2 separate regions of the Homo sapiens genome follow, and region 1 is linked to region 2. A link is an interaction called in ENCODE POLR2A ChIA-PET data of the cell type or tissue named here. Cell type or tissue: endothelial cell of umbilical vein. All regions are shown on one strand. Links, peaks and the distances in the headings refer to the core of each region. The heading gives the core; the rest is flanking DNA.

What was found. Peaks named below come from ENCODE experiments on the same cell type or tissue, not always from the same donor. Only the 100,000 strongest peaks of a DNase experiment are listed, where the experiment ranks them.
Region 1: POLR2A ChIA-PET joins it to region 2 with 5 read pairs; 3 of 35 experiments call an interaction of 5 or more read pairs at or near these places.

What each region holds. Positions count from the first base shown.
Region 1 is chr16:48,559,882-48,565,263 of GRCh38, reverse strand. N4BP1 (NEDD4 binding protein 1) reads left to right here. Exons shown (of 7, transcript NM_153029.4): 2 at 2,820-4,510. Among named protein-coding and RNA genes, the nearest start is that of N4BP1, 48 kb to the left of the region's middle. In endothelial cell of umbilical vein, for the core only: no CTCF peak of the experiment used is centred there; a DNase peak (open chromatin) is centred at 2,993.
Region 2 is chr16:48,308,882-48,314,263 of GRCh38, reverse strand. All of the region lies in intron 11 of LONP2 (lon peptidase 2, peroxisomal), which reads right to left. Among named protein-coding and RNA genes, the nearest start is that of ABCC11, 64 kb to the right of the region's middle. In endothelial cell of umbilical vein, for the core only: no CTCF peak of the experiment used is centred there; no DNase peak of the experiment used is centred there.

The DNA.
Region 1 (5,382 bases), core at 236-5,235, 250 kb before region 2:
GAAAGATTGAGTGCTTCCCTGTAGATCATTAACAAGGCAAGCATACCCAGTCTCACCACTGCTCGCCAACATAGTGCTGTACTTCTAGCCACTGCAATAAGGCAAGAAAATAAACGGCATATAAATCAGAAAAGAAGAAATATTTGTAGATGATACAATTGTCTGTGTAGGAATTCCCCAGGAAACTACACATACACACAGATCCTTGAACTTTCAATAGGAATAAGTGAGTTCAGGAAGGTTTCAAGATACATGATTAACATACAGAAATCAATTATATTTGTATATACTAACAGTGGACACATAGAAACCAAAATTTAAAGTACAACACTGTACAATCACTCAGAAAAATAAAATTCTTAAAACGTGAAATCTAGCAAAACATGTACAGGATTTGTATTCTCAAAACTCAAAAGGCTAATGAAAGAAAGCAAATGAAATCTAAATAAATGGAGAGAAATACCAGGTTCATGGATCAGGAGACTCAGCAGATGTCAGTTATGCTCAGATTCATGTCACTTGCTGACACATAATTGTCAGCACAATTGCTGATAAAATTCCAGCAAGATATTTTGCAGACACAGACAAAATTATTCTAAAATGTGTATGGGAAGACAAAGGAACTGGAATAATTAAAGCAATTTTAAAAATTATAAAGAGGGAGCAAATCATTACCCAATTTTAAGAAATTATAGAGTTACAGTAATCAAAACGGTGTGGTCTTGATGAAGGGATAGATTTACACAGATTGGAACAGAATAGGGAACTCACAAGTAGTTCCACACAAGTATGGCAAAGTGATTTTTTGACAAAAGTGCAATTCAGTAGTGAAAGAATAGCCTTTTCAAGAAATGGTGCTAGAGCAATATTATACCTATAGGCAAAAATGTGAAGCTCAAGCTAACCCTCACACCTTCTTTTAAAATGTACTAAAAATGGATCATAGGTTTAAATGTAAAACTTAGACGATAACATTGGAGAGGTCTTCAGTACCCCAGGCTTGGTGAAGAATAAAATCTAAAAACCGAACTTCCTTAAAAGTAAAAACTTGCTGTCACAAAACACCCTGTTAAGAGGATGGGAAGACAAACTACAGACCAGGAGAAAATATCTGCAAGCCACATATTTGACAAAAGACTCTTAGGATATATAAAGAGCTCTCAAAACTCAACAGTAAAAAAACAATTAGAAAATAGAAGGCTACTAGAGACTAGGAAGGATAGGGAGAGATTTGTTAATAGATACAAAATTACAGCTCCCTGGGGAGAATAAATTCTAGTGTTCCATATCACTGTAGAATGACTACAGTTAACAATAATATATAGTTTCAAATAGCTAGAAGGAGGATATAGAGTGCTCCCAACACAGAGAAATGCTAAATGTTTGAAATGGATATGCTAATTACCCTGTTCTGATCACTATACATTATTATATGTATTGAGACTTCCCTGTGTAACCCATGAATATATACAATCAGCCAGGCACAGTGGCTCACGCCAGCATTCACTTGTTCTATTAGATCTGCATTTAATTTAACAGTCTGATTTTCTTTAGAAAACAGACAAAAAAATCATAGGATATAGACTGTTTCAATCAGTAGCAACTAATTGTAATCCCAGCAATTTGGGAGGTGGAGGCAGGGGGATCACCTGAGGTCAGGAGTTCAAGACCAGCTTGGCCAACATGGTGAAACCCCATCTAGCGTACAAAATTAGCCAGGTGTCGTGGCACATGCCTGTAATCCCAGCTACTTGGGAGGCTGAGGCAGAAGAGTCGCTTGAACCTGGGAGATCGCGCCATTCCACTCCAGCCTGGGTGACTAGAACAAAACTCCATCTCAAAAAAAAAAAATTATATATATATATACAATCATTATTTGTCAATTAAAAATTTAAAAAATTTTTTTTTAGAGATAGGGTCCCGCTCTTTGGCCCAGGCTGGAATGCAGTGACATGATCTCAGCTTACTGCAGCCTCAGTCTCCTGGGCTGAAGCGATCCTCCCATCTCAGCCTCCCAAGTAGCTGGAACTATAGGCACACACCACCATTCCCAGCTTATTTTTTGTAGAAATGGGGTTTCACCATGTTGCCCAGGCTAAATTAAAAGAAAACTTTTTTTTTTAAATTTTTTATTTCAATACCAACATCTGAGAACACCAATACTGTCCAGCATTCACTTGTTCTGTTAGATCTGCATTTAATTTAACAGTCTGGTTTTCTTTAGAAAACAGACAGAAAATCATACAGGATATAGATTGTTTCAACCAGCTGGAAAAAAATTTTTTATTAATGTTATTCTTGCTTCTTAATAAACTTGCTTTTGCTTTGAAAAAAAAAATTAATGTTATTCTTTTATACCTTCAAGAAATCTGGAAACCAAGGGTAATAGTAGCAAAAGTCAAGATTTGTTCTGTAGTCAATCACTTGATTTGATTATCTTATCTCTTGATTATGTCATGGAAGTAATAAATTACTGGTAGCAAGCAAAGATGTCTTTTCATTAGAGATGTAAATAAATCCAGCCTTGGGATTATTCACTGTGTAGCTCAGCAAATCCCTAAGATCACATTGCATAAAATGTTACAAAATACCCACCTTTTAGATTTGGATGCAGAGTTTTCAGTTCCTCTAAAGATGGTTTAAGCAAGTTATATCTGTTATTTTCAATGTTTTATTTAAAACATGACATTTTGTTCAAAATTACAAACATGCTTGTGATTTTTATAAAATCGGCCTGACATTTGTAGTTACATGGTAATTTATTATGTGCTATAAGGAACTTTTGTAAATTGACCTAATTTCTTATTTTCTCTTTACAGGAATATATTAAAGGAATCTGTGAACCTGAACTAGAAGAAAGAGAATGTTACCCCAAGGACATGCACTGCATTTTTGTTGGGGCAGAGAGCCTGTTTCTGAAAAGCTTGATTCAGGATACTTGTGCTGACCTCTGCATTCTGGACATTGGCCTTCTTGGCATCAGAGGAAGTGCTGAGGCTGTGGTCATGGCTAGGAGTCACATTCAACAATTTGTAAAGCTCTTTGAAAATAAAGAGAACCTACCCAGTAGTCAGAAAGAATCAGAGGTGAAAAGGGAATTCAAACAATTTGTTGAAGCCCATGCAGACAATTACACAATGGATTTGTTGATTTTGCCCACTTCCTTGAAAAAAGAACTTTTGACACTCACACAAGGTGAGGAGAATCTCTTTGAAACAGGAGATGATGAGGTTATTGAAATGAGAGATTCTCAACAAACAGAGTTTACACAGAATGCTGCCACAGGGCTGAATATTTCTAGAGATGAAACTGTTTTGCAGGAAGAGGCAAGAAATAAAGCTGGGACTCCTGTTTCTGAGCTTACAAAACAAATGGACACAGTCCTTTCTAGCTCACCAGATGTGCTTTTTGATCCAATAAATGGTCTAACCCCAGATGAAGAGGCACTTTCCAATGAGAGAATTTGTCAGAAAAGGAGATTTTCTGATTCTGAAGAAAGGCATACGAAGAAGCAGTTTTCTTTGGAAAATGTTCAGGAGGGGGAGATTTTACACGATGCTAAGACATTGGCTGGAAATGTAATAGCTGACCTATCTGATTCTTCTGCTGATTCTGAAAATTTAAGTCCAGATATAAAAGAAACTACTGAGGAAATGGAATACAACATCCTCGTAAACTTTTTTAAAACCATGGGCTACTCCCAAGAAATTGTTGAAAAGGTCATTAAGGTGTATGGACCATCTACTGAACCATTATTGCTCTTAGAGGAAATTGAAAAAGAAAATAAAAGATTCCAAGAAGACAGAGAATTTTCAGCTGGTACAGTGTATCCAGAGACCAACAAAACCAAAAATAAAGGTGTTTATAGCAGCACAAATGAGCTTACAACTGATTCCACTCCAAAGAAAACACAGGCTCACACACAGCAAAATATGGTAGAAAAATTTTCTCAGTTACCATTCAAAGTGGAAGCTAAACCATGTACCTCAAATTGTAGAATTAATACTTTCAGAACAGTGCCAATAGAACAGAAACATGAAGTCTGGGGTTCAAACCAGAACTACATTTGTAACACAGACCCTGAAACTGATGGCCTTTCACCTTCTGTTGCCTCTCCAAGTCCCAAAGAAGTCAATTTTGTTTCAAGGGGAGCTTCAAGTCACCAGCCCAGAGTTCCACTTTTTCCTGAAAATGGTTTACACCAGCAGCCAGAACCCTTGCTTCCAAATAATATGAAATCTGCCTGTGAAAAACGTTTAGGATGTTGTAGTTCTCCTCATTCTAAGCCAAATTGCTCAACCCTTTCTCCACCAATGCCACTGCCCCAGCTGTTACCTTCGGTTACTGATGCAAGGTCGGCAGGACCTTCTGATCATATTGATTCCTCAGTTACTGGGGTTCAAAGGTTTCGAGATACTCTAAAAATACCCTACAAGCTGGAATTAAAAAATGAACCAGGGAGAACGGATTTGAAACACATTGTTATAGATGGGAGCAATGTTGCAATTACGTAAGTCCATTCTCTGCAGATTATTTTATTTTAAATAGGGCTCTAAATGGTGTCTCAGAATCACATGTATATGGGAACTATACATACATGTTGTATATAGTTGATCTGTAGCCTTAGGGTCGGATGGTGGAGGGGAATGGGAACCAACTGGTTGGAAAGGTTTTGTCAGTCCATCTTCTGGATTCATGAACTTTACTTCACCCTGCTGAACTTAATTTCTAAGGGCAAGAGAGGATAGAAAATTATCTTTTCACGTTGCATTGCTCAGTGATATGTAGTATAGTGACTTTTAAGTCATTAAATTCTTAATATTGTGAGTACCATTATGTTCTAATCTAAATAAGAGAACACAGCTTAAAGCAAAAGGATTTTTTTTTATCTTATTATGCTGGAGTATGCCTGATCTCTAGCCAAGAGTGTGCAGTGGTAACAGGTGTGATGTATTTCTGTGGATAGAGCAATGGCAATTTCCTTTCAAAAGTAGTCACTTTGAGCTTCACTGTGGGCCTCTGCTCTTACTAAAAGTTTATAATATTTGTTTTTAGTAAAAGACATCATTTAATGAACCTGTTGTTTCTAGTTAGCCTGTCTTGGAACTCCTCTTAGTTGAAAATCCTCTGATTTGAAACCTGTACGCTTGGGTTTTTTTTCTAAGGGGCAGTTTAAGATCGTGGCTAAGGAGAGTGTGAGGGTCAAGAGCCTCCCTGCACTGTGGACCAGCTGTTTGATTTGGGGCAGGTCACTTAACTGTTCGGAGTTTCAGTTGCTGCAATCTGTTGCCTTCTGACCTGTCCTTAAGGACATCTTTACCATATCATTTCAACAACTATGTAAAGTCTGCCTTCAGTTTTCAAAACCAGTCACCCCATTGT
Region 2 (5,382 bases), core at 221-5,220:
GTGAACAGACAACCTACAGAATGGGAAAAGAATTTTTCAATCTATCCACCCGACAAAAGTCTAGTATCTAGAGTCTACCAGGAACACAAATTTACAAGGAAAAAAAAAAACAACCCCATTAAAAAGTGGGCAAGGGACATGAACAGACACTTCTCAAAAGAAGACATTATGTTGCCAACAAACATAGGACAAAGAGCTCAACATCACTGATCATTAGAGAAATGCAAATAAAAACTACAATGAGATACCATCTCACGCCAGTCAGAATGACAATTATTAAAAAGTCAAGAAACAACAGATGCTGGCGAGGTTGTGAAGAATAAGGAATGCTTTTACACTGTTGGTGGGAGTTTAATTAGTTCAACCATTGTGGAAGACAGTGTGGTGATTCCTCAAAGATCTAGAAGCAGAAATACCATTTGATCCAGCAATCCCACTACTGGGTATATAGCCAAAGAAACAGAATGATTTATATATATTCATTGCAGCACTATTCACAATAGCAAAGACATGGAATCAACCCAAATGCGCATCAATGACAGACTGGATAAAGAAAATGTGGTACATGTACACCATGAAATACTATGCAGCCATAAAAAGGAACGAGAGCATGTCCTCTGCAGGGACATGGATGAAACTAGAAGCCATTATCCTCAACAAACTAATGCAGGATCAGAAAACCAAACACTGCATGTTCTCACTTATAAGTGGGAGCTGAACAATGACAACACATGGACACATGGCAGGGAAAAATACACACTGGGGCCTGTTGTGGGTGGGAGTGAGGGGAGGGAGAGCATCAGGAAGAATAGCTAATGGATGCTGGGCTTAATACCTGGGTGATGGATTATCTGTGCAGCAAACCACCATGGCACATGTTTACCTACATAATAAACTTGTACATCCTGCACATGTACCCTGGAACTTAAAAGCTGAAGAAAAAAAACTTATGTAAGAAGACTTAAATAAATGAAGCTGGTCATGAATTAGAAGACTTGATAATACAAATTGTCAATTCTCCCCAACTAGATTTACAGATTCAACGGAATCATAATAAAAATGCCCCAGGAGTTTTTATTTATTTACTTGTTGGTAGAAAATGACAAACTGACTTTAAAATTTACATGGATATTTGAAGGACCTACAATAGCCAACCCAATTCTGAAGAAGAACAAAGCTGGAAGACTTACACTACCAGATACCAAGATTATCTAAGATAAAGTAATTCTTGAAACAATGTATGAGGCAGCCTCTGGAAATTTTATCCCAGGCCCTAAGTACCCATTCAGGGGGCTCAAACATGAGCTTGGCTGGTCCAGCCTGCCTGGCTTCACCCCACAATCTACCCTGGAAGCACAGCACAAGACCAGGACCCCTGAGAGTTTCACGGCCCAGCTCGGTACCTGAGATACCTGAATAATTCTTGAATTACAAAGGTTAATCACCCTACTGCCACTATTGCAGCTGACGCTCATCTGCAGGCACCACCTCCTAGCTGGGAAGTCAACCTGCACCACCCATTACAACATCTATTGATACAACTGCATAGTGCCTTGGAAGAAAGCAAGTTTTGCACGACCTCTGCTGCCACCATCATCCACCCCAGCTAGGCAGGAGGCCTTGAGCCCAATCACCCACCCCGTACATTACTACTGTCACTGGCATTTGAGAAAGCCACCATACTAAGACTACTTTATAACCAAGGCTATCATACAGTGTCTATGTCACTGAATGCACCCTGAAGCAAAGCCAAATGACCCTACTCAACATACATAATAGATACATCCTCAAGGGAAAGAAAGTCCTGCCCCAACAAAAGTAAACTAAAAAATAATAAGAAGCAACTGTTATCCCAGATACAAATGAATCAGCACAGTAATATTGGAAATATGAAAAAAAAAAGGTGCTATGACACCCCCAGAGAAACACAGTAATTCTCTAGCAATGGATCCTAACTAAAAAACAAATCTTCAAAATGCCAGATAAAGAATTCAAAACACTGATTTAGAGAAGCTATCAGGGGCTGGATACAGTGGCTCACACCTGTAATCCTAGCACTTTAGGAAGCCAAGGTGGATGGATCACTTGAGGCCAGGAGTTCAAGACCTGCCTGGCCAACAAGGTGAAACCGCATCTCTACTAAAAAAATACAAAAATTAGCCAGGCATGGTAACGCACGCTTGTAATCCCAGCTACTCAGGAGGCTGAGGCACAAGAATCACTTGAACCCAGGAGGTGGAGGCTGCAGTGAGCCGAGATCGTGCCACTGCACTCTAGCCTGGGTGACAGGGTAAAACTCTGTCTCAGAAAAAAAAAAAAAGAAGAAGCTGTCAGGGGCAGGGCACAGTGACTCATGCCTGCAATCCCAATAGTTTAGGAAGCCAAGGCAAGAGGAAGGAGGATCACTTAAGGCCAGGAGTTCAAGACTAGCCTGGGCAACACAGTATAACCCTCCATCTCTACAAAAAATAAAAAAATAAGCTAGGTGTGGTGGTATGTGCCTGAATTTGTAGCTACTTAGGACAGTGAGGCAGAGGACTGCTTGGGCTTACAATGAGCTATGACTGCATCACTGCACTCCAGACAAGGCAACAGAGCGAGACCCTGTTTCAAAATAAAATTAAATTAAAAGAAAAAAAGTAGCTCAACAAGATACAAGAGAAATCTGAAAACTAATACAAAGAAGTCAGAAAATCAGTTCAGGAAATGAATGAGAAATTTACCAAAGAGATAGGTATTTTAAAAAGAAAACCAAACAGAACTCCTGGAAATAAAAAATTCATTGAAGGAATTATAAAATACATTTGAAAGCTTCAACAACAGACTAGACCAAGCAGAAGAAAGAACCTCAGAACTTTAAGATAGGTTTTTTCAATTAATCCAGTCAGACAAAAAAAAAAAAGAAAAAAGAATTTTAAAAAATGAGTAGAGCCTCTGAAAAGTAAGGGATTACATAAGACATTGGAACCTATGAATCATAGGTATTCCTAGAGGAGAAGAAAAAGCAAAAATTTCAGAAAACCTATTTGAGAAAATAATTGAGAAAACCTTCCCTAGTCTAGCAAAGGATCTAGACATCCAGATACAAGACGCTCAACAAACTCCAGCCAAATACATTGCGAGAAGGATCTCACCATGGCATCTAGTCATCAGGCTGTCTAAGGTCAATGTGAAGGGAAAATCCCTAAATACAGTAAAAGTGTCTAGTCACTTATACAGGAAACTTCATCAAACTAACAGTGGACTTCTCAGCAGAAACTTCAGAAGCCAGAAGAGACGGGGATTCTATTTTCAAAGTGCTTAAAGAAAATGGTCAAACTCGAATTTTGTATCCTGCTAGTGTAAGCTTCACAAATGAAGGAGAAATAAAGTGTTTCCCAGATAAGCAAATGAGGGAATTCATCACCACTTGATTGGTCCTATGAGAAATATTTAAAGAAGTTCTAAACATGGGAACAAAAGGTGATACTCTATCATAAAAACACATGAAACTCACAAGTTTTATGAAACAATTATACAAATAAGGAAAAGAAAGAAATAAAAGGGCAACATGACAGAACTCCAGAAGACCACAAAGCGGGAACAAAAAACAAACAAAGAATCTACAAAGCTGGCTGGTTGCGGTGGTTCACGCCTGTAATCCCAGCACTTTGGGAGGCCAAGGCGGGAGGATCACCTGAGGTCAGGAGTTCGAGACCAGCCTGGCCAACGTGACAAAATCCCGTCTGTACTAAAAATACAAAAATTAGCCAGGCATGGTGGCATGCACCTGTAATTCCAGCTACTTGGGAGGCTGAAGCAAGGGAATCGCTTGAACTTGGGAGGTGGAGGTTGTAGTGAGCCAAGATCGCGCCATTGCACTCCAGACTGGGTGACAGAGCAAGACTCAAGACTCTTGCTTAAAAGAAAAAAAAAAATCTACAAAGCAACTAGATAGCAATTAACATTATGACTGGAACAAAACCTCATGCATCAGTATTAACCTTGAATGCACCACTTCAAAGATATAAATTGGTGCAATGGATTAAAAAACAACAACTACATGCTGCTTACAAGAAATTTGCCTTACTGTTAAAGACACACAGACTGAAGGTAAAGGGGTGGAAAAATGTTCCATGCAAAAGGAAACCAAAAGCAAGCAAGAGTAACTATACTTATATTAGATAAAACAGACTTTAAATCAACAATAGTTTTTTTTTTTTTAAAGGCCAGTATATAATGACATAGGGATCAATTCAACAAGAAGATATAACAATCCTAAGTATATACTCCCAAAACTGGAGTACCAGATTAATAAAACAAATACTACTAGGCCTAAGAAAAGAGACAGATAGCAATACAAAATGTGGGACTTCAACACTGAGACAGACAAAGTCAACAAAGAAACACTGAACTTAAAACCAAATGGACCTAACAGACATTTACAGAACATTCTACCCAACAACCACAAAAGATACATTTTTCTCATTAGCACATGGGACATTCTCCAAGACAGACCAAACGTCAGGCCACAAAACAAGTCTCAATAAATTTAAAAAAAAATCAAAATCATATCAAGTATCTTCACACAATGGAATAAAACTAAAAATCAATCTGAAGAGAAACTCTCAAAAATATACAAACACATGTAAATTAAACAACATGCTCCTGGACAACCTTTGGGTCAATGACAAAATTAAGAGGGAAATTAAATTTTTTGAGGCTGGGCATGATAGCTCATGCTTGTGTCTATTATTCCACACTCTATGTTCATATGTCCACATTATTTGGCTTCCACTTATAAATGAGAATATTCAGTATTTGAATTTCTGAGTTATTGTCACAGCCTTCAGTTTCATCCATATTGCTGCAAAAGGCATGATTCCATTCTTTTTATACCAGATAAAACAGACTTTTTATATCAGATAAAACGAACATATGTGTGCAGGTATCTTTTTGACATAATGAATTCTTTTCCTCTGGGTATATACCCAGTAGTGGGATTGCTGGATCAAATGACGGTTCTATTTTTTGTTCTTTGAGAACTCTCCATATGTTTTCCATAGAGGTGGTACTAATTTACATTTCTCCCAGCACTATATAAGCACTCCCTTTTCTCCACATCCTCACCAACATCTGTTACTTTTGACTTTCTAAAAATAGCCATTTTGACTGGTATAAGATGGTATCTCATAGATTTTTCATTTCTCTGATGATTAGTGATATTGAGCATTTTTTCAAATGCTTCCTGGCCACTTGTATGTCTTCTTTTGAAAAATGTCTTTCATCTCCTTTGCCTACTTTTTAATGGGGTTATTTGGGGTTCTTTTGTTGTTGTTGAGTTGCTTGAGTTCCTTGTAGATTCTGGGTATTGGTCTTTTGCATATGTATTTTGCAAATATT